2 separate regions of the Homo sapiens genome follow, and region 1 is linked to region 2. A link is a contact called in ENCODE Hi-C or POLR2A ChIA-PET data. All regions are on one chromosome and are shown on one strand. The core of a region is the stretch at or near the end of the contact, and the rest is flanking DNA. Distances in the headings are between cores, read along the strand shown. Region 1 has its middle 400 kb from the start of QKI. Region 2 has its middle 330 kb from the start of QKI.

Evidence for each region. Hi-C counts contacts between places; a loop is a spot of excess contacts on that map. ChIA-PET counts read pairs that join two places held with the same protein, here RNA polymerase II (POLR2A). Pooled maps may share reads with other maps.
Region 1: a pooled map shows a loop between it and region 2 (7-fold over the local background). The contact joins two enhancer-like sites. A Hi-C loop is called at or near these places in 6 of 50 pooled maps. POLR2A ChIA-PET finds 5 or more read pairs at or near these places in 2 of 52 experiments (MCF 10A and OCI-LY7).

Annotation. Positions count from the first base shown.
Region 1 is chr6:163,813,330-163,816,353 of GRCh38, forward strand. No RefSeq gene overlaps it. Among named protein-coding and RNA genes, the nearest start is that of QKI, 400 kb to the left of the region's middle. RefSeq lists an enhancer at 1,701-1,750. Within about 2 kb of position 1,474, at least 3 of the 41 ENCODE cell types and tissues checked have a DNase peak (open chromatin) inside an H3K27ac peak, as active enhancers do.
Region 2 is chr6:163,744,255-163,747,283 of GRCh38, forward strand. No RefSeq gene overlaps it. Among named protein-coding and RNA genes, the nearest start is that of QKI, 330 kb to the left of the region's middle. Within about 2 kb of position 1,742, at least 2 of the 41 ENCODE cell types and tissues checked have a DNase peak (open chromatin) inside an H3K27ac peak, as active enhancers do.

The DNA.
Region 1 (3,024 bases), core at 224-2,723, 69 kb after region 2:
TTGGATTATTTCTGTGTTCTAAGATGTGGCGAGCTTATTGTCTTCTGTAAGCATGGTGGCTACCATCCATTCAGATAAGAGTTCGTGGTGAGAGTGATCAGTTGCCTTCCTTCCTTCACTCCACTGAATGTCATTACTTGCAGTATCCCTATGGTTTTACAGGAGGCTTAATTGTGCCTTAAAATTGCCTTTCCCTTTTGCTTCCAAAATTAACATCCTTACTGAAGCATGGGTAGATTGTGCCCCTTGCTTAACCAGTCTCTCTGAGGCCTGTCATTGTCAAAGAAGAAGCTAGAATGCATCTGTCAGGACTTTGTTACTTGCATTTACAAAGGAACTCTTATTTGGAATAAATTCTGAGCATCAGACTTTCATTGACGGGGCCGGGTGAGGTGGCTCATGCCTGTAATCCCAGCACTTTTGGAGGCCAAGGTGGGAAGATTGCTTGAGGTCAGGAGTTGAGACCAGCCTGGCCAACATGATGAAACGCTGTCTCTACTAAAAATACAAAAATAAGCCAGGTGTGGTGGCTCACAACTGTAATCCAGCTACTCGGGAGGCTGAGGCTGGAGAATTGTTGGGACTCGGGAGGCAGAGGTTGCAGTGAGCTGAGATCGCACCACTACACTCTGGCTTGGGCAACAAAGCGAGACTCCATCTCAAAAAACAAACAACAACAACAACAAAAAACACACAACCCCCCACCCCCCAAAAAAAACCCAAAAAACTTTCATTGACTGGTCTGCAGTTACCAAGGTAGTTCTCCGCCCCCACTTTCCTCCCTTCCCCACCACTTTCTCTTTCTTCTCTTTCTTCTTTTCTGTTTTCTTTCTACCCTCTCTTCCTTCCTTCCTTGCTACCTAACTTCCCTCCCTTTTCCTGTGAGTACTCTGTCTATTTCCAGCCCTCAGGGACTTTCCTTGTCTTCCATGTCAAGTATAACAGTGGCAGATCTTCAGTAGCTCTTGCCGATTTGCCAACAGGATGTGAAACTTTCTAGCTGGCCTCTGCTGTGCTCACCAACCTGGCCAGAAGGGACAGCTTTTTATACTCTGGGTTTATGTCTCGAAGCCCCAAGAAAAATTAGAAATTCATAAACACATGATAAGTAGAATTTTATCACTGATTTTTCTGTTGTCAAATTTGAACAACTGATTTAAAGTTCAGTTTATTATAGCTTGAGAGGAGTTGGAAAAGCATTCGAGACAAATATTTTTGGGCTCAGAACACGTGTGAGGTCACTTTGCCCTCGTAGAAGTCTCCTAGTGGTGATGTTGAATGGTGATACGAGATGGAAATCTGGAGTCTATTCCTGGAACCTCCTCTGACTCATCCCGTTATCCGGGGACGATTATTTCATCATTACTCTTGCATCTGAAGGATGTGGATGTATATTAATGCTCTAACCTTCACGCATCCTTGAATCCTGAGTAGTCTGCTGGAGTCTGTCCTGCAGCAGCTTCCTGGAAGAGTGGCCAGCCCGCTGCGTGGAGGGACTTGGAGGGGTCAAGGTCTCAGCAGCAGGGCCTGGGGTGACTGCAGAGGCCAGAGATGCTCTTCAGGCTGTGCCTGAGGCATGGAACGGTCTGCAATGCCTCCTGAGCTTAGGTCTGGGCATGTGCCAAGTGACTAATCGTATGATTTTTATAACAGTTTAGAGGTTCTAAGGACATATGCATGTTAAAACCTTTACAAGATAATAGTTTCCTTTGATTTAAAGAAATATTGGTGTGGGGGAGCTGGCAAGAGGGAGAGGAAGGAACCACAGAAGCCCTTTCTAGACAGACCATCAGTGACAGAAGACTAGTACACACGCTCAGATATTTGAGATCAGCCAAGCGAAGCATGACTGAATTTCCTGATGCAAAGTTCTGGTGTTTTGTTAGGGGTAGCTTTTTGCATTCGGTATGAGTCTGGCTGTGTTGAACCCTGCGGATGAGAATACTGGCAGTCACTGCAGAGGCAATGAGGAGAGGGCTCTTTGGAAACATTCAACATGTAAGGAATGTGGTCCCCCACTTCCGCAGGTCCCCCACATTCCTTCCAACATTTAAGTGGAAGGGGTGGGGACAGGCCAGTGGCCATTTGTCCTGTCGCATATGACCCTTTGACAGTGAGTGGCCTCTGTGTTATGTAGCATGTTTACAACTAAAACACTAAATGATGGTGATAGAAAATACCAGAATGTAATGTAACTTCAAGATATATGAGCAGACCGTACACCATTGATTCTATGGAATGAACAATCTTATGATGCTTAAAAAAAGTTCATGATTTTAAAATGGCTCTTTATCTTTCTATTTAATCTGTTTGATTAAAAATGAAAGAGAGGGATAAAATAACGATTTGTTATTTTTCTTGTATTTTGAGAAGAAATGATAGAGCATAAGTCTGGAACTGAATCCTTATTGAAGGGATAAGGAGAGAGGATTCATCTCCAGGGTCCAAGTACTTATTCTCAGCAAATGATGTATTATAATTAAGCACTAATCTAAGAGGACCTAGAGTTCACAATGATTTCCCCAATTAATTCTGATTAGCATGTGAAGACAATAAGGGCAGGAATCATTATCCCACTCACCCAGCACAGAGAGGCTGCTCTCCGCCCAAGTCACACAGTGTCACCCATGAACCTTCCCCAGGCTCTCTGTGCTGCCTCCTTCTCCAGCAGCCATCAGTGCTTGAAGAAATGCAAAGACTGGTGGTTCCCGCTTGGGGAAGTGGTTCACCTTGCACAAGGTGGATAGTAGAACTGAGAAATGGACAGTGCCAGAAATCCCTAGAAATCTTTGTTGTTCCTTCTTTCTGATGCCTTGTCTTGGAGGTTTAATAACAGTGGCTGATATTTGTTGAAGTCTCACTGTGTACAAGTGCTTGGAAACACACAGTATATACATCCAAGTCACATAGTCCTACGACACTGGCATTGAAAGTCCATGTGGTTGGTATACATCCTAGCAGGTACATGTGGGGACTAGGAAACAGACCACTTGGATTCAAATTCCAGCTCCATCATCTGTGAGC
Region 2 (3,029 bases), core at 492-2,991:
GCCTCCCTCCTTGCCTCTCCCCTGCATCTCTTCACATCGTTTTCCCTCCGTGCGTGCCCATCTCTGTGTCCACATGTCCCCTTTTGTAAGGACACTACTGAGGTTGGATTAGGGCCCGCCACCCTAGTGGCCTCATCCTCCCTCGGTGACATCAGTAAATCTGCCTGTCCCCACATGCAGCCCCATTCTGAGGGCCTTACTGGGCTGGAACTTAAGCACGTGGGTTTTGGGAGGTCCGGCTTAGGGCACCATCCTGGGTGCTGCAGGTCCTGAGGATGCCCGGTGTGTAAGGAAGGAACATGGAGCCCAGCAGGCGGAGTGCAGAGGGGGCAGCTTGCACCGTGTGGGGCCCCAGGGAGGCGGGCGGGCAGGCACACTCCCAACTTTTCAGGGGTGGTTCCAGATGGTTTCCATTTCCTTGAAGAAACCCAAGAAGACCTCCTTTCCTTGCACTGAAGGGGTCCTGCCAGGTGAGCTGCATGGCCCCACTCTGCCAGGGGCGCAGCTGGGATGGGTGTGGAGAGTAGCCACGTCGGGCATGCAGACATGTGTCTCAGCAGCCGTCCTCCTGCACAGCGGGGCGTATGACAGGCGGGCAGAGAGTCAGTCAGCAAAGCCACCAAGTCTCCCCAGACTTACAACTTCCAGTTCTAATTTGTATTTGTTGTGCTTTGGGATGGTGGTGATTAGTGTCATTTGCTGAAGCCTCCAAAAAATAATTCCCCCCACTTTTTTTTTTTTTTTTTTTTAGTGAAATGTAGTTTTTCAGGCAAACTGTGGTACCCACCCCCATGTTTGTTAGAAAGTTGGACAAAATGTCATCCAGCCGGCAGCTTGGAAAGGAGCTCTGAGCAGTTGGTGGAGGCTCGGTGGGTATTTCCCAGCCATCTAGAACAGAGACTCTATCCTTGCGTGTGCTAGGAACAGCTCAGCCCCATCCCTGTGGCTTCATGGTGGGGTCTCCTGGTTAGAGTCCCAGCTCAGATGCCTCTCTCCACCTTCCCCGACCCGAGGGCGTCAGGGCCTCCACTGTGCCTCCTTCCTGGCTGCCTTATGCTGTGAGCCTTGTCTTGTCGTCGTTTGAACTTCCCCTGGAAACTCTCTATTAGATTTAGAGAACAAAAACAGCCAGTGAAAAATCATAGTTGAAATTTTACAAAGGAATTACATTTTGTATTGCTTTAAAGAATGCATAGTATTCTGATACTAGAGTAACAAAACAGTAAGAGACAGATGTCTTTAGGCAACTATTTAATGAATAAATGAGAGTGATTGAATGGGAGCGTTTAAATTGGGCATTTTCTGTGCAATATTAATTATACTGCATGCTTAGTAAATTCCTTTTTCAAAGATAGTTCAAAGGCAGATGTCAATCTGGTTCTGCCCAGGTTATGTGTCTGCATACATAAACAACTTCCAAATGAATAGAGCATGCGTTAATAAGGTTTTACTAATCTTGGCCACAGGCAGTATTTAAGTCAGCTGTGTTTGACCTCTACCACACTGGACATAAGAAGATTCATTTAAAAGTGGTGTGGCTAAAACTGATCTTTTGAATGGGCTACATTGTACAGGCATTTCAGCTACACTTAATTTTAAAGTGAGGCTTCTCCAGTGGGACCCTAGGATCTGGAGCTTAAACTCTGGAGCATGTTTCCTTTTGTTGGCTGCAAAATAAATGGCTTCTGGATAGAGCAGGCTTGCAGGGAGCCTGGGCCTCCTGGGAGTGCAGGACTGCTTTGGTGATGGGCATGACCCAGGCTTTGAGAAGCCTCTGAGAGTGACTTGTGATGACCTACGTGGGTGATCTATGTGCAGAGCTATGCAGGAGCTGTCAGCAGCCACAGGGGCATGTGCTAGATCTGCCGTGTCTGTCTCTTGTTTTCATGCTGGTATGCTCTCATCAGGCAGGAATGTTGTCTTTTCTGATTAAATTGTGTATGGGCCAGAAGGTGACGATAGGAGAGAAGCTATATACAAGCAACGCTGTCACTCGGCGGGCTCAGGGCTTTTGGCCTGAGAAGACTAAATGACGTAATGGAAAGACCTGGGCTAGAACCTTAGCTCTGTCCTCCAGTAAACGGATGACTTTGGGCCATTTGGTTTCACCTCTTTGCACCTTGGTTTTGTCATTTATAAAACATGGAACAAATAGCTAATAAGGTCAGAATGAAGATTTCTTTTCTTGTTTTTTTTTTTTTTTTTTTGAGACAGCGTCCTGTTCTGTCACCCAGGCTAGAGTGCAGTGGTGCAATCATAGCTCACTGCAGCCTCGAACTCCTGGGCTCCAGGGATCCTCTCATCTCAGCCTTCTGAGTAGCTGGGACTACAGGCACACATCACCATGCCTGGCTGATCGTTTTTATTTCCTTGTAGAGATGGGGTTTTGCTATGTTGCTCAGGCTGGTTTTGAACTCCTGGCCTCAGGGGATCCTCCTGTCTCAGTGTCCCAAAGTGCTGAGATTACAGGTGTGAGCCACCGCTCCTGGCATGATTCCATTATTTAATGTGTATAAATCCCTATTCCAGTGCCTGACACATGGTTGGTGTTCAGTACATAACTATCATCATCATGGTCTGTTTAATTTGGATCTATCTCTATTTTTTGTCTTTTTCTATTTCCCATTTTCCAGTATTCTGAGGGATGGTCATCCTCCTTGCAGAGACAGTTTGCCTGACAGGGTTGGAAGCCCCCACACTGGGAGTGAGTTAGGAACTGCGTTCTTGCCCCTGTGCTGGCTGCAGAGTTCTGGATAGGATATTTGAAAATCCCTGAAAGTGGGGTGCTGTATTAGTCTGTTCTCACACTGCTATTAAAGACATACCCAAGACTGGGTAATTTATAAAGGAAAGAGGTTTAATTGACTCACAGTTCCACATGGCTGGGGAGGCCTCACAATCATGGTGGAAGGTAAATGAGCAGCAAAGTCACGTCTTACATGGCAGCAGGCCAGAGAGTTTGGGTAGGGACTCCCCTTTATAAAACCACCAGATCTCGTGAGACTTAGTCACTATCACGAGAACAGCAT